6 separate regions of the Homo sapiens genome follow, and all the other regions are linked to region 6. Evidence: read pairs that join two places in POLR2A ChIA-PET (ENCODE). Cell type or tissue: CD4-positive, alpha-beta T cell. All regions are shown on one strand. Region 1 has its middle 7.7 kb from the start of SLCO2B1. Region 2 holds the start of RPS3 (ribosomal protein S3). Region 3 has its middle 10 kb from the start of RPS3. Region 4 overlaps ARRB1 (arrestin beta 1). Region 5 overlaps ARRB1 (arrestin beta 1). Region 6 overlaps ARRB1 (arrestin beta 1).

The links. ChIA-PET counts read pairs that join two places held together with the same protein. Peaks named below come from ENCODE experiments on the same cell type or tissue, not always from the same donor. Only the 100,000 strongest peaks of a DNase experiment are listed, where the experiment ranks them.
Region 1: POLR2A ChIA-PET joins it to region 6 with 29 read pairs; 8 of 35 experiments call an interaction of 5 or more read pairs at or near these places.
Region 2: POLR2A ChIA-PET joins it to region 6 with 30 read pairs; 13 of 35 experiments call an interaction of 5 or more read pairs at or near these places.
Region 3: POLR2A ChIA-PET joins it to region 6 with 37 read pairs; 13 of 35 experiments call an interaction of 5 or more read pairs at or near these places.
Region 4: POLR2A ChIA-PET joins it to region 6 with 32 read pairs; 11 of 35 experiments call an interaction of 5 or more read pairs at or near these places.
Region 5: POLR2A ChIA-PET joins it to region 6 with 19 read pairs; 9 of 35 experiments call an interaction of 5 or more read pairs at or near these places.

The regions. Positions count from the first base shown.
Region 1 is chr11:75,141,423-75,145,422 of GRCh38, forward strand. No RefSeq gene overlaps it. Among named protein-coding and RNA genes, the nearest start is that of SLCO2B1, 7.7 kb to the right of the region's middle. RefSeq lists an enhancer at 1,170-2,369. In CD4-positive, alpha-beta T cell, a CTCF peak has its summit at 3,190 (motif pointing right); DNase peaks (open chromatin) are centred at 1,869 and 3,209; H3K27ac peaks cover 1,188 bases.
Region 2 is chr11:75,397,427-75,401,426 of GRCh38, forward strand. It overlaps RPS3 (ribosomal protein S3), which reads left to right and starts at 2,092. Exons shown (of 7, transcript NM_001005.5): 1 at 2,092-2,151; 2 at 3,268-3,398. The coding sequence starts at 2,122. It overlaps SNORD15A (small nucleolar RNA, C/D box 15A), which reads left to right and starts at 2,965; the gene lies at 2,965-3,112. RefSeq lists enhancers at 2,069-2,428, 2,655-3,518. In CD4-positive, alpha-beta T cell, CTCF peaks have their summits at 2,310 and 2,514; DNase peaks (open chromatin) are centred at 2,065, 2,995 and 3,915; H3K4me3 peaks cover 2,041 bases; H3K27ac peaks cover 1,939 bases.
Region 3 is chr11:75,387,258-75,391,257 of GRCh38, forward strand. No RefSeq gene overlaps it. Among named protein-coding and RNA genes, the nearest start is that of RPS3, 10 kb to the right of the region's middle. In CD4-positive, alpha-beta T cell, CTCF peaks have their summits at 1,641 (motif pointing right) and 1,842; a DNase peak (open chromatin) is centred at 1,614.
Region 4 is chr11:75,338,860-75,342,859 of GRCh38, forward strand. All of the region lies in intron 1 of ARRB1 (arrestin beta 1), which reads right to left. Among named protein-coding and RNA genes, the nearest start is that of MIR326, 5.7 kb to the left of the region's middle. RefSeq lists enhancers at 1,662-2,525, 1,889-2,078, 2,526-3,389. In CD4-positive, alpha-beta T cell, no CTCF peak of the experiment used is centred here; a DNase peak (open chromatin) is centred at 1,942; H3K4me3 peaks cover 946 bases; H3K27ac peaks cover 3,233 bases.
Region 5 is chr11:75,326,669-75,330,668 of GRCh38, forward strand. The region is part of intron 1 of ARRB1 (arrestin beta 1); the gene reads right to left. Among named protein-coding and RNA genes, the nearest start is that of MIR326, 6.5 kb to the right of the region's middle. RefSeq lists enhancers at 1-423, 2,620-2,709. In CD4-positive, alpha-beta T cell, CTCF peaks have their summits at 2,246 (motif pointing right) and 2,484; DNase peaks (open chromatin) are centred at 2,323 and 2,383; H3K27ac peaks cover 577 bases.
Region 6 is chr11:75,273,441-75,277,440 of GRCh38, forward strand. It overlaps ARRB1 (arrestin beta 1), which reads right to left. Exons shown (of 16, transcript NM_004041.5): 9 at 3,924-4,000; 10 at 3,399-3,471; 11 at 634-771. Among named protein-coding and RNA genes, the nearest start is that of TPBGL, 35 kb to the left of the region's middle. In CD4-positive, alpha-beta T cell, no CTCF peak of the experiment used is centred here; a DNase peak (open chromatin) is centred at 2,321; H3K4me3 peaks cover 649 bases; H3K27ac peaks cover 4,000 bases.

The sequences.
Region 1 (4,000 bases), 130 kb before region 6:
GAGGGAACTGTGCATATGCAGGCGCCAGGGATGAAAGTGCAAAAGGTAGGTTATAGGTGTGTGGTGATGAGCAGCAAATGTTAGGCTAAGAAATAGGCTTTGCTCTGAGGAGAATGGCTGGGCACAATAAGATTAGGGTTGGGAGCTGGGCAAGGTGTCTCACACCTGTAATCCCAGCACTTTGGGAGGCCATGGTGGGAGGATCACTTTAGCCCAGGAGTCTGAGACCAGCCTGGGCAACATAGCAAGACTCTGTCTCTACAAAAATAAAAATAAAAAAAATTAGCTGTGCATGGTGGTGCATGCCTGTGGTCCCGGCTACTTGGAAAGCTTGAGGTGGGAGGATTGCTTGTTTGAGGCTACAGTGAGCTAGGATGGCACCACTGCACTCCAGCCTGAATGACAGAGTAAGATCCTGTCTAAAAAAAAGATTAGTGTTTGGAAAGATGGCTCCAGTAGAATGTGGAGGATGGATTAGAACTAGGGAGACGGGAGTCACAGATGATTAAGGAGGCTGTGCAAGGGTTCTACAGGAACAAGGAGTGGTCTTTGAATTTAGGGAGAAGAGGGAATAAGACAGACAGAAATATGAAGGCAGAGTTGCCACACAGGCTGCAGGGATGGGGGCTGACTCTGAGGAGATGGGAGGGGCTCAGAACAGGGACCAGGGAGGGGCAGGTTTCCAGGCAAATGGTGAGCTCTCTGCTGAGCCGGAGCTGGGGTTCAAGCCCCTCCTGTTGTAGGAGGGAAACCTGAGATTTGACAAGGAAAGTAAAATGCCCAGGGTCAGTCAAAGGCAGCAGCTTAGTACTTGGATCATTCTGTATTCAACCTCATGGCTTAGGGACCAGTGGATAATGACTGAGTCCTCAAATTTGCCCTCTGAGACGGTTAAGTGCCATGGTTAGGGGCTTGGACTCTGGGGCCAGATTGTCTAGGTTAAGATCCTGATCTGCCTCTTACCAACTGTGTGACCTTGGCAGGTCTCTCTGTACCTCAGTTTCCTCATCTGTAAATTGGGGATTATAATAGGTTGTTTGGAGCATTAACTGAGCTGATACAAGTGCTTAGAACAGTGCTTGGCAAATAATGAGTGTTAGTCATGATCATTGCATCCATTTTGAAGAAGAAACTGAGGCTTAGAAAAATGAAGTATCTGCCCCATGCCACACAACTAATGTTGGCCGAGTTCCAGCCTAAGCTACTCCAAAGACTTGACTGGTTTGCTTAAGCTAACTGCTTGCCACCGCTGGCTCTTTCTGGAGGATGGTTGATGTCTTTAACTGAAAAGACTAGAGTCCCCAGCTGAAGGACTCTTAGGAGGAGATTCTGTGGCCCTCTAAGCGTCCTGTCTGGACCCAGCTCTGATTCTGACACCACCATTCAGCTTGTTTGCTGGAGAGATCCACTTGCTCCCCTGGCCAGAGAGCAGGCCAGAAACCAGGATCCATCAGGGAGGCCTGAGGCCTGGTCTCTCCCCTAGTTCCACCTAGGGGACAAAAAAAAGACATGCATTTAAATGAGGACAGTGCCACTTGGAAGGTGAGATGATTTTAGACGCGCATGCCAGGAACAGTTGGAGTGAGTGAATCTTGGAAGTGTGTGCACAGAATGTGGGGGGCGGATGATGTGTTGGGAGCATGATGTGAAAAGGAGAGAATCAAGCAAAACGCAAACTGTTGTGCTCTGAATAAGCAACACTGATGGAAGCAAGTTAGCCTGCTCCAGCCCCTCCTGAGAGAGCTGGCACACAGGCAAGTTAGGGTGTCCTACCCTGGTCCAGACACCAGAGAGAATCCACCTTGCCACGTGGTTCTTATGTGAGCCACTGCGGAGGCCCCGCCCAGCTGAGAAGCAGCTGCTTGTGTTCTGCTTCCTGCCTTCCCCATCCCTAGGCTCATAACCCAGCAGCAGAGGAAGTGACTCATCTTCCCAGATGAGATGGGCGGCATGCTTCCCCAGCAGCTCTCAGAAAATCTGCCCGAGCCACAGAAATGAAGCCGGGCAGCGGTAGGCTGTGGGTTTCTAGAGATCACTCCATGTGGTGCTGCTGCACTGACTTTCCAGAGCAGCTTCCTCAAGAGAAGAAAACAATCGTAACATTGCCTGAGTACCTATTACCCACCTGTAAGCACATGCAAAACACATTCAGTGATTAGTTCCATCCGTCAGATGAGAAAACAGAGGTGGAATGAAGAACACATGAATCTGAGTCTCCGTTTGGAAAGATGAGGGAGGTCTGGAGATGGATGGTGAGGATGGTTGTACAACAGTGTAGATGTACTTCATGCCACTGAATTTTACGTTAACATTTTATGTTATATATACTTTACAGTTTAAAAAAGTACTGCAGGCTGGGCACTCACGCCTGTAATCCCAGCACTTTGGGAGGCCATGATGGGCAGATCACCTGAGGTCATGAGTTCCAGACCAGCCTGGCCAACATGGTGAAACCTTGTCTCTACTAAAAATACAAAAATTAGCCAGGTGTGGTGGTGCACAGCTGTAGTCCCAGCTACTCAGGAGACTGAAGCAGGAGAATTGCTTGAACCCAGGAGGCAGAGGTTGCAGTGAGCCGAGATCATGCCACTGCACTCCAGCCTGGGTGACAGAGCAAGACTCTGTCTCAAAAAAAAAAAAAAAAACCGCAAACTAAGAATTAAATAACACAGCTACTAAGGGGGGAAGCCAGCAGTCACACCCGAGAAGTCCTACCCCAGCGCCTTCCTTGCTCTAAACACTCCTGTAATGTCTCATCTGCGAGTGAGGATAGTGACCTGCAGAAGATGTGATTGGACAGAGAGACAGGGGCCACTCAGTGTCAGGCTGAGAAGGATGGTCTCTCCTGGGGTTACTGAGAGCTGGGTCAGGGTTTTACACAGAAAGGGGCATGGTAGGATTTAAGGGTCAGAAAGTTCCCTCTGGCTTGCAAGAAGATGGGCTGGTGTGAAACTGGAGGTAGGAAAGAGGCCGGGGCATGGCCCAGACAAGAGCAGTGGTGGGCTAGGCCAGGACAGGGCTGCAGATTTGAGAGGCTCGTGAAGTGGAATGGACAGGTGGGGAACGCGGGCAGGCAATGACTGCCCTAGCTGGGTTTCTTCTGGCCCACCCAGTTCAGCCTCTGGACAGTGGTCCTTCAAGGTCCCCTCCCTGACTGAAGCCTCAGAGGAAAAGTCAGGGCACAGGCTTCCTCTCCAGCCCCCAGGGGGCAGTGTTGCAAAGTCTTTAGGGAGCAGGGCCCTTCTTCCAAATTATCCACGGCCTGGCAGGGGCTTGCTCCCATCGCGCATTTGCCACCCCCACTCACCCCATCCCCAACTCCCACCCTCGGCATCCCTCCCAGCCTTTGCTGCACCACCCCTCTCCCGTGTCCTCTCTCCAAGGAGACACATTAATAACTGTAATCCCACACTTGACACTTTAGGAAAACAGTGGCACAGCCATTAGCTCATGTGGGCCATGAGCAGAATGAGACTCCAAAAGACAGGGGCAGAGCAGAATGAGACTCTTCCCCCAACCCCCACCACCCCCATCCCCAACCACCATTAAAATTTTTTTTTTTTTTTTTTTTTTAGAGACAGGGTCTCGCTCTGCTGCCCAGGCTGGAGTACAGTGGTGCGATCATAGCTCACTGCAGCCTCCAACTCCTGGGCTCAAGGGATCCTCCCCACTTCAGCCTCCCCAGTAGCTGGGACCACAGGCATGTGCCACCACACCTGGCTAATTTTTAAATTTTTGGTAGAGACAGGGTCTCACTATGTTTCCCAGGCTTGCATCGAACTCCTGGCCTCAAGTAATCTTCCTGCCTCGGTCTCCCAAAGCACTGGGATTGTAGTCATGAGCCACTGCACCTGCACCCCCCACCCTCCACCATTTTATAATAAGGAAACTGAGGACCAGGCAGGGAATGAGACCTGACCAGCATGTCAGTGGCAGAGCCAGGGCTGGGGGCTGAAGGCCAGCCAGTGCCCAAGCTGGAGCCCTGCAGCACCTGTAGAAC
Region 2 (4,000 bases), 120 kb after region 6:
GAGAGAAATACCCTGACTTTTAAATGAAGAAAACTATTCAAACTTAAAATAAAACTGTTGGCTGGGTGCGGTGGCTCACGCCTGTAATCCCAGCACTTTTGGAGGCCGAGGTGGGCGGATCACAAGGTTAGGAGTTCAAGACAAGCCTGGCCAACATAGTGAAACCCTATCTCTACTAAAAATATGAAAATTAGCTGGACATGGCGGTGCTTGCCTGTAGTCCCAGCTACTCAGGAGGCTGAGGCAGGAGAATCGCTTGAACCCGGGAGGTGGAGGTTACGGTGAGCGGCGATCGCACCACTGCACTCCAGCTTAGGCAACAGAGTAAGACTTCGTCTCAAAAATAAATAAATAAATAAAATAAAACTGTTATTGAAGTGTTTAGGGGTAAAGTTTACCAATGTCTGCAACTTACTTTGAAATGCCTCAAAAGATGTATTGGTGGGTGGCTACAGGGATGAGTAGATCCACGATAAAGCAACAGCAAAATATTAATTGTAGCATCATTCTCAATTCCCCCTCAGCTTGGTGATGCATACACGTACAGTTTTTTCAACTGTTCTGTAAGCTTCATTAAAAAATGAAGGGACATTTTTAATTTTTTATTTTTTTTAGACTGAGTCTCACTCTGTTGCCCGGGCTGAGTGCAGTGGCACAATCACGGCTCACTGCAGCCTAGACCTCCTGTACTCAAGCAATCCTCTCACATCTCCCTCCAGAGTAGCTGGGACTACAGGCACACACCACCACACCTGGATAATTTTCTTTTTTCACTTTTCATAGAGATGAGGGTGTCTCATTCTGTTGCCCAGACTGGTCTCAAACTTCTGGCCTCAAGCTATCCACTTGCCTTGGCCTCCCAAAGTGCTAAGATTACAGGCCTGAGCCACTGCACCTGGCTAGAATTTTTTTTAATTGAAAAAGAAGGCCAGGCACGGTGGCTCATGCCTGTAATCCCAGCACTCTGGGAGGCTAAGGCAGGTGGATCACTTGAGGTCAGGAGTTCAAGACCAGCCTGGCCAACATAGTGAAACTTCATCTCTACTAAAAATACAAAAATTAGCTGGGTGTGGTGGTGTGCACCTGTAATCCCAGCTACTCAGGAGGCCAAGGCAGAAGAATCACTTGAACCTGGGAAGTGGAGGTTGCAGGGAGCTGAGATCGTACTACTGCACTCCAGCTTGGGCAACCGGAGAGAAAAGAAAGAAAGGAGAGAAAGAGAGAGAGAAAGAGAGAGGAAGGAAGGAAGGAAGGAAGGAAGGGCGGGCCCATGGGACCTTCTGGGACTTCTGTTACAAATTGTAATGGACTTGATGAAAGTAAGGTGGGGTAAATGAGAACAACATAAAGGACACAGAACGCAGTCCCTAGGACACTTAGTAAGTATCAGGTTTTATTATTATCATTTGGAATGGAGGAAATGGGTACAGACTGGGGGACATGAGTTGTTTTGTTTGTTTGTTTGTTTGTTTGTTTGAGACAGAGTCTCACTCTGTGGTCCAGGCTAGAGTGCAGTGGTAGGATCTTGGCCCACTGCAACCTCCATCTCCCAGGTCCAAGCAATCCTCCCACCTCAGCCTCCCGAGTAGCTGGGATTACAGGTGCCCGACACCACTCCCAGCTAATTTTTCTATTTTTAGTAGAGACGGGGTTTCACCATGTTCGCCAGGCTAATCTCGAACTCCTGACCTCAAGTAATCCGCCCGCCTTGGCCTCCCAAAGAGGAGTCTTAAATGAGTTTCACTGAGGGATTTCAGCAGATTTTCATTACAGTGTCCACCCTGAAAGTGTAGGGGCCAGAGTTCCACGCTGGTTAATCTCTCTTGCTGTGTGAACTTATACCTGTAATTTCCACCTCTGCACCTCACATTGCTTGTTTTGAAACTATGAGAATTGAACTCTAAGGTCCCCTGAAGTTTAGAAGTCCTGCTGGATGAAGCCCCTTTCCTGTTCCTGCCTACATTCTTCTTTCCCTGGACGCCTTACTTACGTAAAAACTACATTTCCCATGAGCACCCACAGGCGTGCACGCAGCGCAGCCCTCCGTCGTCGCTCGCGCCCTTTATACTCACTTCCGCCCGCGAGCCACTTCCTTTCCTTTCAGCGGAGCGCGGCGGCAAGATGGCAGTGCAAATATCCAAGAAGAGGAAGGTGAGCCTCTGGGGACTGGGTTCGGAGAACGACGGCGCCGCGCGGGTCGAGGGCTTCTCGGGGTGCCACCGCGAGGCCTGCAGCTCCGTGGCCTGCCCTGGAAGCGGCCTAGGCTTCCTGGCGTTCCTGCGGGCCGCGGATGGCGGTGGATTGAGTGAGAGGCCCCAGCCAGGAGGGCGCTGTGTGGCCGGGTTCCAAGTGAAGCGCAGAGAGATGGGCACCAGGCGCCCCTTCTGTCCCGGAGAAGGCGTTTGTGAGCATTTGTCGGTCAACGGAATTAGTAAACGTGGTATTTTGAGGGCGTGTGTCATTTCCCTCATGTCTTATCCCGTGGTTTTGGGAAGAGAAGGCAGCAGTGTATTCTTGCCTTAACTGGTCGTTTCTGGGTACAGTCCGCTGGCCCCAGGACCTCAACTTGAAGGGTTGCTGACGGTTGCTTGCTCCGTCTGGGGACCCCGGGAGGAAGCTGCCTCGGATTTAACGCCTTGTCATTACATGGGATAGAACTGTGTAAAAATCATTAGCTTTAAAAATAGACAGTTTGTCATTTCGTATATACACTTCGATGTCAAAATTAAATCCACAACTTCTCGAGAGTTAGGATTTGCCAGCTCTGTTGGTACCGTAAAGCCAAATAACATGGCTGGGATTCTTTAGACGGTGCAGGTTGTGTCTACAAGTGAGAGAGCTTATATGTTAAGTCTACTATCTATTCCTTAACAGTGACAAGTACAGTGTCTTTGCTGTGCTGAATGAAGTGTAAATAGGCCATTAGAGCAGTTTCTTGTTTTGCATGTGGAACTGTTTTAAACCCTTCGATGAAGAGATGATGACGAGTCTGACTTGGGGATGTTCTCTTTGCCCAGGTGGCCTACTCTGTGCTGCGTTCTGTGGCACAGTTTAAAGAGCCCTGGTTGAAGTAATTTCCTAAAGATGACTTAGAGGCATTTGTCTGAGAAGGGTTGCTGCACTCCTGTTGGAACAAGGGTTTGGAACCATTGGTTGGAGGTATTTAGTTTTGGTGAGGGATGCATTGACTAATAAGACTAGACTGGCTCAGGCGAAAGTGAGCCTACACCGATCTCCTAATTTTGAACTTTGCTTTGTTTGGATTAGTTTGTCGCTGATGGCATCTTCAAAGCTGAACTGAATGAGTTTCTTACTCGGGAGCTGGCTGAAGATGGCTACTCTGGAGTTGAGGTGCGAGTTACACCAACCAGGACAGAAATCATTATCTTAGCCACCAGGTAAAACTCATTTGACTGGCCATCACCTATAATTGTTATAAATGCTAAGTTGGTTTATTTATTTATTTATTTTTTTGAGACGGAGTCTTGCTCTGTCCCCAAAGCTGGAGTGCAGTGGCGCGATCTCGGCTCACTGCAAGCTCCGCCTCCCGGGTTCACGCCATTCTCCTGCGTCAGCCTCCCGAGTAGCTGGGACTATAGGCGCCCGCCACCATACCTTGCTAATTTTTTGTGTTTTTAGTAGAGTTGGGGTTTCACCGTGTTAGCCAGGACGGTCTGGATCTCCTGACCTCGTGATCCGCCTGCCTCAGCCTCCCAAAGTGCTGGGATTACAGGCGTGAGCCACCGCGCCCGGCAGGTTTATCCTTTATGAACTTAAGGGGACAGACGGAACAGTGAATCTGGGCTTAGTGAATGTAATTGCTTCTTAAAAGCTAGATTTTAAGGCCAGGCGTAGGATCACTTAAGCTCAGGAATTCAAGATCAGCCGGGGCAACATGGGGAAACCCCCGCTCTACAAAAAATAAAAAAGGGTGTGGTGGTGCATGCATGTGGTCCCACCTATTCCAGAGGCTGAAGCAGGCGATGGCTTGAGCTCAAGA
Region 3 (4,000 bases), 110 kb after region 6:
CATTGTTCCACATCCCCATGAAGGGGTAAAAGACAACGCCAACCTGAAATATGCCAGATTGGTATACTGATTATTGCAAGAGGAAAACACTGGAGAAATTGTAGTTTCTGAAAGGCTGAGCTGACCTGTCTCTTGCTACATGAAGCAAGCAATAAAGATTCCTCTGGGAGGAGTCCCTTCTCCACACCAGACAGAGAAAATAACACTTATCAACGGAGACTGGGAATTGGAAGTCACCATGGACCTGAATAAACATACTTAACAGTAACCCTTATCTTCCACTTGGTTCACAGCTCACCACTACCATGTATCTCCTAGTGACTTCCCTAGAAAATCTACTGCCCCATAGCCAGATTTTCTTGGTGCTGTCATTTCTTCTCAAATGTATCACTCTATCTAAAAAGTATAAAAGTTTCTTGCTTTGGCCACTTCTTCATGCTTCACCCTCTTACGAAGATCCCCATATACATGTAAAATTAATGAAATTTGTATACTTTTCTCTTGTTAATCTGCCTGTTGTTGATTTCGTTTCTAGATCCAGCGGAAGAGCTCACTAAGAGCTAAAAGAAGGGGTTACAGGTGATCTCTGGCTCCCCAACACTCCCCAAGTTGATGACTGGGTGGGGTCTTGCAGCATTCCTGAGGCAAACACATCCATCATCTCTCCAGGGAAGTCCAAACTAAGCAGAGGTTACTTGGAGCCAGGACCTCAGACTCCCAAGCCTGGTGAGTCAGGTTTTGGGGTTTTTGTATGTGTGTGTCTTGCTTTTTGTTTTTTTTTTTTTTAGAGACAGGGTCTTGCTCTGTTGCCCAGGCTGAAGTGCAGTGGTACAACCTTGGCTCACTGCATCCTCAAACTCCTGGGCTCAAGCAATCTCCCCACCTCAGCCTCCTGAGCAGCTGGGACTACAGGCATGGGCCACCATGCCTGACTAATTTTTATTATTATTATTATTTTTAGATATACGATCTCACTATGTTGCCCAGGCTAGTCTTGAACTCCTGGCCTCAAGCCATCCTCCTGCCTTGACCTCCCAAAGTTCTGGGATTATAGGTGTGAGCCACCGTGCCTGGCCAAGAGTCAAGGTCTGAACTAGATTGGATGGTTCTAATAGCTTCTCTTTACGAAAGCCCTCAGCACTCACCCCTAAGTTAAAGCTCTCTCTTCCCTGTCATACCTGGTTCCTGTCCCTCCCTGGTCAGCTTGGCTGCATGCCAGTCCTTGGCTCTTCCCCTCCCCACTTGCCTCCAAGCTAACCAGCTGCCTGTTCACACAGCCTTATTCTGGGTAGGAAGCTGGGAAGTTGGTAGCATTGGCTTGTTAGCCTCTTGTTCCTGTCCTCCAGCTACTTAAGTGGAGTCACACAGTATATTCAGACCCATATGTGTGGATTTCACTAGTCAAATCCTGGGAAGCCAGTCTCCTGCCTGTTGTTTCTGTGGGGCATGCCCACCCCCCGCTATGTATTGTTCTCCATGCTCAGGCCTTTGAATGGAGTTTGAATGGGGTTACCAATGGTGTCCACTTGGCTGGGGGCCAGGTTTGTAATGGCGGTAGGATGCGGAGAGCAGCAGCCCCAACCCTTTCTGGGAAACAAATTGACCACGTTGCTGTAGTTGGTTGTTATGACCACCAGAGTGCGCAGTATGCACAGTTTTGGGAGAGCCAGTTAAGAAGGGTGGCATTTTAAACCTAAAATTAAGTGATAGCAAAGACGGAACTTATGATGAAAAAAAAATGAAAATAAAATTAAACTAGATAAACCTACTGCCTCTGGGTATTCCAGCTGTGTTCCCTGTCTTCAACCTGGGCTCAGTAACAGCGCTTCAAGAAGGGTCCAGCTGGTCTTTCTTACCTGGCTGACCACTGAAACTGCCCTCCCGCTCCTGGCCCTTTTTGGCCCTGGGAAGGCCCTTGCAGCTGCTCCTGGGCCCCATCTCTCTAGAACAGATGCTGGTCCCATGCCCCTGCATGACGCCTGATGGGGCTGGGACATCCTTGGCCTTTCTGTTCCAGCAGTCTGATCTGTGGCCGACTTCTTCCCACATTTTTCCTTTGAAGGAGCTTTCTCTGTCCTCTACGTTGTGGTAGTGTGGTCCTTTTGCCTGTAACGAAATAGTGCCTGCTCTGTGTAAGAATGAAAGGCACTGGTGTCTTGTGGTCTTCCCCTAAGAGCAGAGATATGAGCCACGTGTTCGTGTTGGGTAGGACTTGTTGAAACTGACTCACTAAACAAAAACACTGAAGATTAATGTAAACCTAAATGCCAAATTGTTTGTCTGCATTAAAAGCAATGACGGCCGGGCGCGGTGGCTCACGCCTATAATCCCAGCACTTTGGGAGGCCGAGGCGGGTGGATCATGAGGTCAGGAAATCGAGACCATCCTGGCTAACACGGTGAAACCCCGTCTCTACTAAAAATACAAAAAAAATTTAGCCGGGCGTGGAGGCGGGCGCCTATAGTCCTAGCTACTCGGGAGGCTGAGGCAGGAGAATGGCGTGAACCCGGGAGGCGGAGCTTGCAGTGAGCCGAGATCGCGCCACTGCACTCCAGCCTGGGCAACAGAGCGAGACTCCGTCTCAAAAAAAAAAAAAAAAAAAAAAAAGCAATGCTAACCCATTCCATCTAACAAGGATTTTCCATGTGCTAAGCACTAAGCTAAATGCTTTACAGATACCATTTAATTCAATCATAGAAATTCTATGAAATTAATGATAATTCCTCCATGTTATGGATGAAGACTCTTAGACTCAGAAAGGTTAAGTGACTTGCCTGAGATCACAAAGCTTGTAAGTGGCAGTACTGGGATAGGAAATAGACTGAGCTGGCTTCCAGTTTGCCCTCTGTCTGCCTCCACCTGAGCTGCCCACTCCCTTTCCACCCTCCAGGCATGGCGCCAGCGTCCCTCGCCGCCGGGTGTATTGTGGTGCCCCCATTTGTGTGATATTGCAGGTGCACATTGACTCCTCACAGTGGGTATCGACACCTAGGGAGAGATCTGGAAACTTGTGCCCCCGTAGTTTACACTGCCTTACCAGAACAGTGTCATTTTTATTTTCCTGGGTCTTTTTTCTTTTTTCCAAAAGGAGTCTCGCTCTGTCGCCCAGACTGGAATGCAGTGGCGCGATCTCAGCTCGCTGCAACCTCCACCTCCTGGGTTCGAGTGATTCTCCTGCCTCAGCCTCCTGAATAGCTGGGATTACAGGCACGCACCACCACTTCCAACTAATTTTTGTTAGAGACGAGGTTTCACCATGTTGGCCAGGCTGGTCTCAAACTCTTGACCTCAAGTGATCTGCCTGCCTTGGCCTCCCAAAGTGCTGGGATTACAGGCGTGAGCCACCATCTCCAGGCTTTCCTGGGTCATTTTTATTTCCTTCTTTGTTCTTTTCAATATTTTTAAATGAAAGCATTTTATTGTTTAAATCAGGAAACTATTTTCATAATTCAGGGGTGTTCTCTTGCTCCCAAAGTGTTCAACCCATTTACGCTGCCTGGTGCATCCACTACTCTGGTAAACAACTGAGCCTCTTGTAAGCCTCCACTGAAGAACTGAAACTCTGTGACATCTTTTCCAACACCCTGCCTTCCCCAACGCCTTCTCACTGTAATGCCCCTTATGATGCCTATCACACTCATTTATCTGTATCCCCACTCCCAGCTCTGAGCTCCTGGAAGGCAGCAGCGGAGTCAGATTCTTCAGTGACACTAGGATCTGGCATCGGCACTGGTTCCAAGCAAGAATAACTAATGCCAATTGAATACACTGCATCCCGGATGCTTTACTATGTGCTAAGCACTTTGCCTGTATTAATTCATTTACTCTTACAACTATTCCAGGGTGTGGGTTTACTATTATTTTCATCACATTTTACAGATGAAGTAACTGATGCACAGATAACACACCTGAGGTCGCCTAGCTGGTAACTATAGAAACCCAGACCAGGAATGCGAGACCAGGCTGTCGGGCTCAAACATACGCCACACTGAAGAGGTGC
Region 4 (4,000 bases), 65 kb after region 6:
GGGCAATAGAGACCCATCATAACATCAACCAGTGATGAGCCCTGCTAATGTGCTGGGTGCTTTAATTAGCACAGCTGTAACCGAGAAAGGATGAACACATTATCTCCAGAGGCTGGAAAACTTGCCTACAGACATGCAATTACTGGTAAAGGGGAGGGGAGAACCCCAGCCTGCTGCCTCCTCTCCACCACTCCACGTGGCCTCAGTGTGCCCAAAGATAGCCCTCCAATCTGTAGAGACCAGCGCACATGGCCCCTGGCTGCCAGCCCCAAAGCCTGGAGCTGTTTCTCCTAAGACATAGTTTCTCAACTGTCTCATGCCCATGGGCTCCTCTGGGAAGAGCCATCAGATCTCTGCAGTGTCTCCTGGGCTAGAGGGAAGCTTTCCTCTCCATACCCTCAGGACAGTAGACCCTGGTTTCCAATGGCAGGTTTGCTGAGCCCAGTGTCTCCTGATATACCCACCCCATTTTCTTTCTCCAGGCAGAAACACTTACTGTGATGCCCTGTGGCAGAACTTTCACTTTTCACCCTAGTTTTTTTGTCCTCAAGCAGTCTGCATTCCCAAGACACTCCTTACTGACAGCAGATGAAACCAGTGCCTGACACTATGCCGGCACATAGTAGGTTTCTCAAGTCTGCTGAAGGAAGTCAGTCCTGGATGAAAACACATGTCACAGAGATACTGCCAGGAAGAGTACTACCTCTGGCTCACACAAACGCACTTTCCAACCAGGTCGTGAGTCCCTACTTCTGGGGAGCTGCCTCTGATCCTTAACCTCTGGCCCTGTTTTGTCCCTGCTATAAACAGATGCCCACTACCCCTCTTCTGGCAGCTGTTGAGATCATCTATTTCCTCTCTCCCAATACATCTGAGCAGCATGAGGGCAGAGACTTGTCTGGGTCCTCTTCATATTTCAGGTGCCCAGCACAGGGCCCGGGGTGTGGCACAGAGAGAAAGCTTTGTTCCTTGGAACCTCCTCAGGAGGGCAGCGATGGCCTAACAGAAACGATATAAGCTAACCCTGAAAACTCCTAGCCCGAGGCCCGGGGAGATAGTGTTCCATGTCATGAGGTTTCTTGCCACCCAGAACCTGGGAAGGCCAGGCCCTCAACTTCGGAGAAAGGGCAGCCTCAGGCGGGAGGCAGAGCAGAGCTGCTCCATAAATCCCCTTCCCACTCGGAGAGAGACACACCACTGGGACAGGCCCGGCCACTTCGGGACATGCCTTGAGTGGAGGGAGAAATGTTTGTGGAATTGAATGGAACAAACTGTAAAATGCTAGCTATTTGTTCCTCTGGCTGCAGAGGCCAGTTGCCCTCTGGGGGCAGTTTGCAGGCAAATTATCTCAGGACGAGGCCTGTTTCCTCTAATGAGGCTTCCCCGCTTTGCAGCTCTGCTCCCAAGAGAGTTGGAGGGGACAATGCTCAGAGCCAACCCCAGAGGCCTGCACTGAGGAAGCATACATGGCTCACCATTCTACACAGTGTGGGCGGCACTACCACTATCCAAGGCAGGGGGATGCTCCCCACGACCTTCTGGGTGCAGGAATTCTGAGCAATGCAGCACCTCCTCCAAGGCCCCTCTGGGGAAACAGGGAGGAAAGGAGCAGGGAGGCATGCTCAGTTATGTAACCAGCTGCCTTGGAGTCAGAGTCCCTGGCATATCTCAGCCCAGCACTACGAGGAGAGGCTGTGGGGGCTGGGGGTCTTTCTTCTCTTTTGCTGCCTCCTCCAGACCTGGCAGACCCTGTAGCAGGCGCTGCTTTCCAAGTGCCTGAGCTCCAAGCAGGCACCTCCTACTTGGGGTTGGGAACCAGGAAAGCTGTTGTTTTCTGAGTGTGTGAAACAGTGGCCTGCTGGCTCCCTTGGCAGAAAGCCAGGCTCGGGGCTCTGCACAGGGGTGAGGGTTAAGAAAGAGGAGCCTGGGGCCAGGATGCCAAGGGACTTCCCTCCACAACCGCCCCCAGCTTCCTGCTCCCCAATCTCTCCCCACTTCCTCCTAGAGAATCTGCCGTGGGTGAGGGGCCAGAGGGGAGTGGCGCCAGCAGCCCCAGCACCACACTGCTGCTGCTGGCCCTGGGCAATCTCACTTCCCTTCCTGCCTTCCTTGGAGCTTCTCCGCTGGCCGGCACAGCCCCCACTCCCTGTGCCCCCACCCCCGCGCACTCAGCTGTGTACACTACCCTGGACCATGGAAAAGAGGGATGAAAGAGGAGGAAGGGGACATGGGAGAGGGAAGGAGCTGAGATCCACCCTCAGTCTTGAATGATGATGGCTTTTTTGTTGTTGTTGTTGAGACAGAGTCTCACTCTGTCACTCAGGCTGGAGTACAATAGTAAGATCTCAGCTCACTGCAACCTTCACCTCCCGGGTCCAAGCAATCCTCCCACCTCAGCCTCCCTGGTAGCTGGGATTACAGGTGTGTGCCACCACACCTGGCTAATTTTTGTATTTTTAGTAGAGACGAGGTTTCACCATGTTGGCCAGGCTGGTTTCGAACTCGTGACCTCAGGTCATCTGCCCACCTCAGCCTCCCAAGAGGCTGGGATTACAGGCGTCAGCCACCATGCCTGGCCGACAATGGCTTTTTATGAAGCCCTTACCCTCTCTGCCCACAGAAACCCCATTAATATTATTATACCTATTTCCCAAAGGAGAAAACTGAGGCCGGAGAGTTTAAGACCCAAGCTGAAGGTCATGGAGCTAGCAAGTGAGCAGTAGAGCAGAGTCTGCCTAACTCTGAATTCCAAACTCCAAACCTCCTGCCTCTAGCTCTGGGAGCCCCTCCTCCACACTCTCTGAGGGTGCTACTTGGGCAATTCCTACACAGATGGAAATGACACTGCCCAGCCCTGGGGAGGGAGCCCTCGGCCTTAAAGAGTCCCTCGCTGAGGACTAGTTTGGGAACCACAGGACAGTCCCAAAGACAGGACCAAGGCTCAAGGGCAGGACATGCTTGGGGAGCCAGGTGGGCAGACTGCTGCTCCCAACTGTCTTCCCTTCCCACCCAGTCTAGGCTGGCTCAGACTCCTACACTGTCTGCCACTTCCAGAAGGCAGGGCTGCCAGAGGCCAAGCTGTCCCGCCAGAATCACACTGCTGCTCACGCCCTCTCCCCTCCTAACGAGAGAAGGAAAGGGTCCTAGGGAGGAGCCTCTAGGCCAAAGCCTCTCCTACTTCCTGCTTGACACATAGAGAAACTGAGGCCCAATGAGGAAAAGCAGCTTGCCTATGGCAGCACAGGGACAGTGAAGAAGTGAGATCCCTGTCTCCCAGGCCAGAGCCCCTTCCCTCCATTCACCCCACTTGGGTGCTCTCCTCAGATGGCACCTTTGGGCATCTGCCCACTTCTCTCCCTCTTTCTCACCTTCCCTCTGCACTTCCTGCTTCCCTCTCCGAGCCCTGCTCTGCAGACCCATTTCTGAGCCTCCCCTGTTACATCTCCTCCCAGCCTCACCACCTCACCCCCCTTCCCTCTGCTCTGGGCCAAGGAGCAATGCTTGGGTGGTTTAATTAGCTGATTATGACCGCAGCCTGCTGGATGCAGTGCCCAGAATTCTGTCCCCAGTAATTAGGTGGGTTCTGAGTACTTGCCCAGTGGGGAGCCGATGGGGAGCTCTGTGCTCTGCCAGCCAAGGGAGGCTGTCCAGCTGAATAAAGAGCTCCTTGATCACCGGTGGGTCATCGGAAACCATGGTCCCCTCCTCAGGCCGGGTCAAACCACACTGGAGGGACTGCAGCCAGACCCAGATGTCCATCCTAAGGAGGGACTCCCTACTCTCCCATGCCACTGCCCACACCCGGGAAAGGCTCAGTACATGACTGAGGATGAGGATGAAGAATGGAGCGCGCCCTCCAGAGGCCGGGAGAGAATGGCTCCGTGGCCGGGGCACCTATTTAGGAAGTAGGATTGGACCAAGTAGACAGAGAGGCGCAGCAGGAACAAAGGCCCTGAGGCGGGAATGAGCCGCCAATCCCCTTCCCAGAGAGCTCTGGTTG
Region 5 (4,000 bases), 53 kb after region 6:
GTCTCATCGCAACCCCATCCCCTCTTACTACACACTGCCTTTTTAAAATTACTGTCTTTTTTTTTTTTTTTTTTTGAGACAGGGTGTCACTCCAGCCCAGGCTAGAGTGCAGGGCTGCAATCATGGCTCACTACAGCTTCAACCTCCTACCTCAGCCTCTCGAGTAGCTGGGACTACAGGCATGCCCCACCACACCCATGCCTAATTTTTGTATTTTTAGTAGAGATAGAGTTTTGCCATGTTGCCCAGGCTCATCTCAAAGGCCTGAGCTCAAGTGATCTGCCCATCTTGGCCTCACAAAATGCTGGGATTACAGGCATGAGCCACCATGCCCAGACTCTTGTTATTTTTAAGAATAATTTTGTGCTGGGCGTGGTGGCTCACGCCTGTAATCCCAACACTTTGGGAGGCCGAGGCGGGCGGGTCACGAGGTCAGGAGATCAAGACCACGGTGAAACCCTGTCTCTACTAAAAATACAAAAAATTAGCTGGGCGCAGTGGCGGGTGCCTGTAGTCCCAGCTACTCGGGAGGCTGAGGCAGGAGAATGGCGTGAACCCAAAAGGCGGAGCTTGCAGTGAGCCGAGATGGCGCCACTGCACTCCAGCCTGGGTGACAGAGCGAAACTCCATCTCAAAAAAAAAAAAAAAAAAAAAAGAATAATTGTATAAAATGTATTTTTTTGAAACAGAGTCTCACTAGGTTGCCGAGGATGATCTCTAACTCCTGGACTCAAGCAATCCTCCTGTCTCAGCCTTCCAAAGTGCTGGGATTACAGGTGCGAACCACATCAACCAGCAGAAAAAATAATTTATTGAGGTGGGTGCAGTGGTTCATGCCTGTAATCCCAGCATTTTAGGAGGCCAAGACAGGAGGATCACTTGAGCTCAGGAGTTTGTTTATTTTTTTGTTTTGTTTTGTTTTTTGTTTTTGTTTTTTTTTTTTGAGTCTTGCTCTTGTCGCCCAGGCTAGAGTGCAGTGGCGTGATCTCGGCTTACTGCAACCTCTGCCTCCTGGGTTCAAGCGATTCTCCTGCCTCAGCCTCCTAAGTAGCTGGGATTACAGGCGTTCACCACCACACCATACTAATTGTTGTAATTTTAGTAGAGACGGGGTTTCGCCATGTTGGCCAGGCTGGTCTCGAACTCCTGACCTCAGGTGATCTGCCCACCTTGGCCTCCCAGTGCTGGGATTACAAGCATGAGCCATTGCGCCTGGGTGAGCTCAGGAGTTTGACAGCAGCCTGGGCAATGCAGCAAGACCCTGTCTCTACAAATAAATAAATAAAAATAAAATAAATACATAAAGTGAACAATTCAGTGGCATTTAGTCCATTCACAACGTTGTGCAAAACCGCCACTTCTATCTAGATCCAACGCATTTCCATCACTCCAAAGTAAAACCCCTTACTCACTATGTAGTCTCTCCCCATTCTTTCCTCTCTCCAACCCCTGGCAACTACCAGTGTCTGCTTTCTGTCTCTATGGATTTCTCTATTCTGGATATTTCATACAAGTTGACTCATACTATAGGTGACCTCTTGTGTCTGGCTTTTTTCATTTCACGTAAGGTTTGCAAGGTTCGTCCACTTTATAGCATGGATCAGTATTTCATTCCTTCTCATGGGTGAATAATGTTGTACAGCATGGATATACCACCATTTGTTTATCCATTCATCTGCAGATGGGCATTTAGGCTGTCTGTTCCCACTTTTTGGCTATTGTGAATAGTCAGTTGCTGCCTGTTCCTCCTCCCTAAAACCCTGTGAATGAGGACAGTTGTTCATCCCCATTCCCCAGAAGACAACATTGAGGTTCATTTGTGATACAGATGGTGACTTGAACTGAAGCCCCTGCCGCCCAAATGAAAGTGCCCTTCTTACATCCTTGTCTCCCACCAGCCATTCACCCATCCCAAGTGTCATGCCTTCCCTGGGCATCTGTTACCACATTCTGGGCTCTGTGCCAACTGCTGGCCACCTGGTGTGGACAGCTCAGGCCAAGTCCCAGACTCTACTATAGTCTGAAGCTGCAGAGGCCTGGAGGCTGCAGTCTCACCCTCTGGGATGGGCTCCTGTCCAGCCAAGGAGTCCCAGGATCCAGGGCCAGGGGCCAGGCATACCACATCCAAGATGCGTATAGACAGGAGTGCCCTGCTCCTGCCCTCCCTGGATCCCAGTATTCCTCAATGCACAGAGGAAGATGGCCCCCAGCAGATGGCTCCAGAGATCTGCACAGCAAAACCATTGAGTGGAACGGGAACGGCTGGGCTGAGAGGGCCGTCAGAAAACACTGAACTCAGAGCCCTGAAGAGAGTGGGGCAGCCAGTAAGGGTTTCCCATGCAAATTGGTCACTGCACCTCTCAAATGTAAACACACTAGAAACAGCACTTCGCTGGGACCATTCCTTCCTGCTGTGTAACTTTTTTTTTTTTTTTTTTTTTTTGAGACAAGTTCTTGCTCTGTCACCCAGGCTGACATGCAGTAACAATTACGGCTCACAGGGCTCACTGCAGCCTCAACATCCTGTGTTCAACTGATCCTCCCACCTCAGCCGCCTGAGTAGCTGGAACTATAGGCACGCACCACCATGTCTAGCTAATTTTTTGTATTTTTTATAGAGATGGAGGGTCTCACCATGTTGCTCAGGCTGGCCTGGAACTCCTGGGCTCAAGTGATCCTCCTGCCTTGGCCTCCCAAAGTGCTGGAATTACAGGTGTGAGCCACTGAACCTTGCTGCTGTGTAACCTTGAGCCAAACCTTCTCTGAGCCATCTCTGCCTAAAAGCAGGGTTCAGGGATCTAGAATTCCAGATTCTAGGGTGGGAGGAGTGGGTTGTCCTTGCAGAGCCCCTCCTGTTAAAGACTACATCCACTCAAGCTGTCTCTTTGTGTAAGATGGTGTGACTATGACCACTACGCGGACCACTGCCTTCCTGGCCTTTCACGAAACCACCTTCTGCCACACATTAGCCTGTTAATGGGACCATCCTCAGAGGGTTTCTGACATTCCATGTGGGGACGAACAGTCACAATAATCACTACTGGCTGGGCACTGTGGTGCATGCCTGTAATCCCAGTGCTTTGGGAGATCAAGGTGGGAGGATTGCTTGAGCCCAAGAGTTTGAGACCAGCCTGGGCAACATAGTAAGACTCCATCTCTACAAAAAATTTTAAAATCTACCCAGGCATGGTAGCACATACCTGTGCTACAAGTCTCAGCTACTTGAAAAGCTGATGCAGGAGGATCACTTGACCCCAGGAGTTCGAGGCTGCAGTGAGATGTGATTGCACCACTGCACTCTAGCCTGAATGACAAGACTGAGACCCTGTCTCTAAAAAAAAAAAAAGTCACTACTGCCTCTCAGACTCCCTTTCACACATGACAGAGGCCTGACAAATTTGCACTGAATGAATAAATGAACGAACGAACAATCTGTCACTCATTTCCCAACTTCTAGCCTCTCTCTTCTAGTCTATTTACCTACACAGCTGCCACGTGAACCTTCAGATCCTGCTGCTCCTGCAAGCTGTGTGTTCAGACAAATTGCTGAACTTAGCTGAGCCTTCAATTCCTCAACTACAAACAGGGACTCTACTTGGGTAATTAGGAAGATTGAAAGAAAGCATAAGCACAGCATCTCAAGGGCTAAGGAGGAGTCCAGGAAAAGCTGTTGAAGGAAAGCTGTTTCTCCCCACCCCACCCCATAACACCCCACACCACCCTGATCCTCTAATCTCTCTGTTCCAAAGGCTGCAGGAAAGAGCCCAGCCCCTGGGCTGGCCCCTGGCTATATGTAAATGTTTATGCCAAGCCCAGCCTCCTAAGGACAAGTTATTTGCTTTGCTTGTAATTAATTGCAGAAGGCCTGCCTGGGTAATAAACTCTGCCGAAGAAATATAAACAGTTTGCACAGAGCTTCAAATCCATTGTGAGGCCAAGAGAAAGGGTCTGCTAGGAATGGAATGTTCTCCCCAGTCTTCCTCTAAGCTGGAGGCAGAGA
Region 6 (4,000 bases):
AGGGTGGAGACAGGGCAAAAAGCTTCAGGTAAGTGGGAGGCTGTGCAGGGGCTGCTGAAGAGAGCTGAGTCTGTGCTGGGAGTGGCGGCTGCTCTAGACGTAGGCCAAAGCCCCACTGAAGGACCACACTGGCAAGAGGGCAAGATGGCATCCCCATAGCCAGGGCTCTGCTGGAGCAGAGTAGCCTAGAGGCGTCCACGATGACTGTGCAGCAGGAGTGACCAGATGCCCTGGGACCCCTGACTTGGAGGGGCACCCCATGTTGGGTCTAACCCAGCTCACCACCCTGGTCTCTCCTCAGGGACACCCCATCTGACTGAAGGCATTACGTCAGAAGCTGCCACCTCTTGCAGGAAGCCTTCCCAGGTTGCCCTCCCCCAGGCATGGTAGCAGAGCCCAGCACTGCCTGAGTGAGCTGGCCTAGTGGTCCATCTTATTCTCTCAGTCACCCCTGGGTAGGGTTGGGAGTAAGGAGGCAGCTTCCCTGACAAGTCAAGCACCTGAGGACAGGCCCTGACAAGGCTATGGAGAGGGTAGCCTGAGCCTTGTCTTTGAACTGGGGGGACCAAGGAGGGTGTGGCCCCATCAGGCAAGATGCACTAGGAGCCCAGGGCTAGGAGGGCAGGTCCTCACAGGGTGCTAGAGGCCAAGTTCGTGTCTTCGTGCTTGAGCTTCCCGTCCAAGGCGAGGCCCCGCTTCTCTCGGTTATTGGCTAGGAAGGGGGTCAGTGTGTAGACCTTGCAGAACGTCGAGCTGGGTGCCACAGTGTCACTGGGAAGAAAGGAAGCAGCTGTGGAGATGGCCCTCCCCAGAGCCAACCCCAGCCCTGATCTCCAGCCCAGCAGAATATCTAGTCTGAGCCTGCTCCAAGTCTCCCTCTCCCAACCTCTGTCCCCCAGACACACGGACCACTTGGGCCAGCCCAGCTCGGGCAAGGAGACCACTGCCACTCAAAAGAGGCACATCTACATTCTACGCACAAACAGGACTGAATCTCGGATATTCTAAAAGATTATCCTAGTCAAGCAGCACAGTGCTAAAAAGCACATTTATTTAAAGAATTACAGCCAGCCGGGTGCAGTGGCTCACGCCTGTAATCCCAGCATTTTGGGAGGCCGAGGCGGGTAGATCACGAGGTCAGGAGTTGGAGACCATCCTGGCTAACAAGGTGAAACCCCGTCTCTACTAAAAATACAAAAAAATTAGCCGGGCATGGTGGTGGACGCCTGTAGTTCCAGCTACTCAGGAGGCTGAGCCAGGAGAATGGCATGAACCTGGGAGGTGGAGCTTACAGTGAGCCGAGATTGCTCCACTGCACTCCAGCCTGGGTGACAGAGCAAGACTCCATCTCAAAAAAAAAAAAAAAAAAAGTACAGCCACAGCAGGCACAGTTGCTCATGCCTGTAATCCCAGCAACTTGAGAGGCTGACAGGAGGATTGCTTGAGGCTAGGAGTTTGAGACCAGCCTGGGCAACATAGCAAGACCCCATCGCTACAAAAAATTTTAAACATTAGCCTGATATGGTGGTGCACACCTGTAGTCCTAGCTACTTGGGAGGCTGAGGCAGGAGGATCACTTGAGCCCAGGAGTTCGAGGCTGGCTGTAGTGAGCCATGATCATACCACTGCACTCCAGCCTGGGCAACAGAGTGAAACTCTGTCTCTAAACAAATTTAATTTAAATTTATTTTATTTTATTTTATTTTATTTTATTTTATTTTTTTGAGACAGAGTCTTGCTCTGTCGCCCAGGCTAGAGTACAGTAGTGCGATCCTGGCTCACTGGAACCTCCACCTCCCAGGTTGAAGCAGTTCTCCTACCTCAGCCTCCCAAGTAGCTGGGATCACAGGGGCGCGCCACCATGCCCGACTAATTTTTGTATTTTTAGTAGAGATGAGGTTTTGCCATGTTGGCCAGGATGGTCTCAAACTCCTGACCTCAAGTGATCTGCCTGCCTCAGCCTCCCCAAGTGCTGGGATTATAGGCGTGAGCACCAGCCCTGTCTCTAAACACATTTTAAAAAGAAAAAATTATAGCTACACATAAACCATAAATGAAGCTATTTGGGCACCCATATACCCACCATCTAGGCTCAACAATTAAAACTTTACTTGCTTGATCACATCCATCATATATAGGGTGTTTTGATTGTCCAATTTTTACTTGCTTTTGCTCTATCCCCCATCCTTTCCAATGAGAGAGCTGTCATGCAGCAGATAGTGAACAAGCCTTGGAGTCGGACGACCGTGTTCCAGCCCCAGCTTTGCTGCTTGCTAACTTGCAAGTCACATCTCTCTGAGCCACTTCCTCCTCTACATACTGGGGCAGCAGCAACCCCAGCCCCACAGCGCTTCCTGAGAAGTAAACAAGTCTGTGAGTGCAAATGCCTCCCCAGCCATCCCTGCTGGTATTCGTTATGCAGACGCTGGCACCATCTGCAGTGGTTGGGATTTTCTACTCTTTAGGGATTATATGTTACTCTGGTTCTAGATCACTTCACTTTACCATCAGGAATCTATGCCTCATAGCTCTGATTTTTTTGAAAAAATCAACAGTGGATATGAAAAATATCCAGTAACCAGAGAAAGCTTGATCTAATCATAGCATGTTCACCTATAGGACATTAAAAACTATTTCAAAGGCCATGTAGTAACATTTTAAAAATATTTTCAGTTGCAAGAAATACTGATTGGAATTATACATAAACAAATACACATATACATGTAAAATTATATCAGGTATAATTGCCCCAAGAAATTACTTGCAGGGCCAGGAAAAAAAAATGTGTATGTCTTTGAATGGGAGCATTTACTTCCTTTAGGTAAGTAAAGATGTTTCACTTCAGATCTCTCCACTTGCCTTAGCTGCCAACAAGCCTGGGACAAAGTTCGATCCATGCTCAACCATAGCAGTTCTCCTCAAACCTAGATGATTTTTTTGTGTGTAATTATTCTCTGCACTCCCACACACAACCCCTTTTTCCCAATGAGTTGGATTACCCCTTTATCAGACAAGAGCTGTGTACCTAGTGCCTTACCCACTTTGCCCTGGCTACCAGGAAGCCAAGAACAAAGTATTTCCCTTCAACCTAGGTTTCTTGTACAACGTAATTATTTCTTCTCACAACCCCAATCCCCTTACATTCATTAGCTATTGTTTTGTCACTCTAGTTTTAGTGGGTCTCTTCCTTGACTGTAGCATGCATTTTCTTGAAGCTAAATCAGGTGGATGGTTTCTAAAAGGCTCTTCGGGATCATCTACTCTGAGTGGCAAGGAAGTCTGAGGCCCAGCCCTCTGCCAGGTGGAGAAGAGCCACCTGGACCTGTAACAGGACACCTAGAGCTTCTCTTTTTCCCACCCAATCCCATACGCCCAAGGCCAGACTTGTGCCCACTTACTCAGCCTCTTCCATGGCAACAGGGCACTTGTACTGAGCTGTGTTGAAAAGGCAGATGTCTGCATACTGGCGCACTAGGGAGGGAGAGGAATCAAGGTGGAGTGAGTCGGGAATGTAGCTCCCATGGAGTCTCACAGGCGTCCCCGGGTTGGGGATATTCAGCCCCAGGCAATGGCCAGAGGCCACCAGTGGGGACTTCTGCATAAGACCACCCCTGTCTTACATCCAAAGGGTAGCCCCAAACACACCCATTTCCTTCCATAACCAAAGCCTTCCCCTCAAGGACAGCTTTGTCCAGAACCCAAGAAACTGAAGAGGTGGCTTAAAGAGCAAACTCATTACCTAGCCAATAAGCAGCCTGCCTTACCCAACTCAAAAGCTTTGCCCTGTGGCTCAGAGCAGGCCCTGGGCTTCAGTGGCTATTTTTTATACAAGGCTGTTAACAAGGGGAGATACTTCAGCCACCCCCAGCCCTTGGGAAGATTGCCTCTCGCTGTCCCCTAAGCTGACCCTCTGTCTGGGATACCTGAGATCTTGATCTTCTTCACCGTCTTGTTGGTGTTGTTGGTGACGTGGACGTTGACGCTGATGGGTTCTCCATGG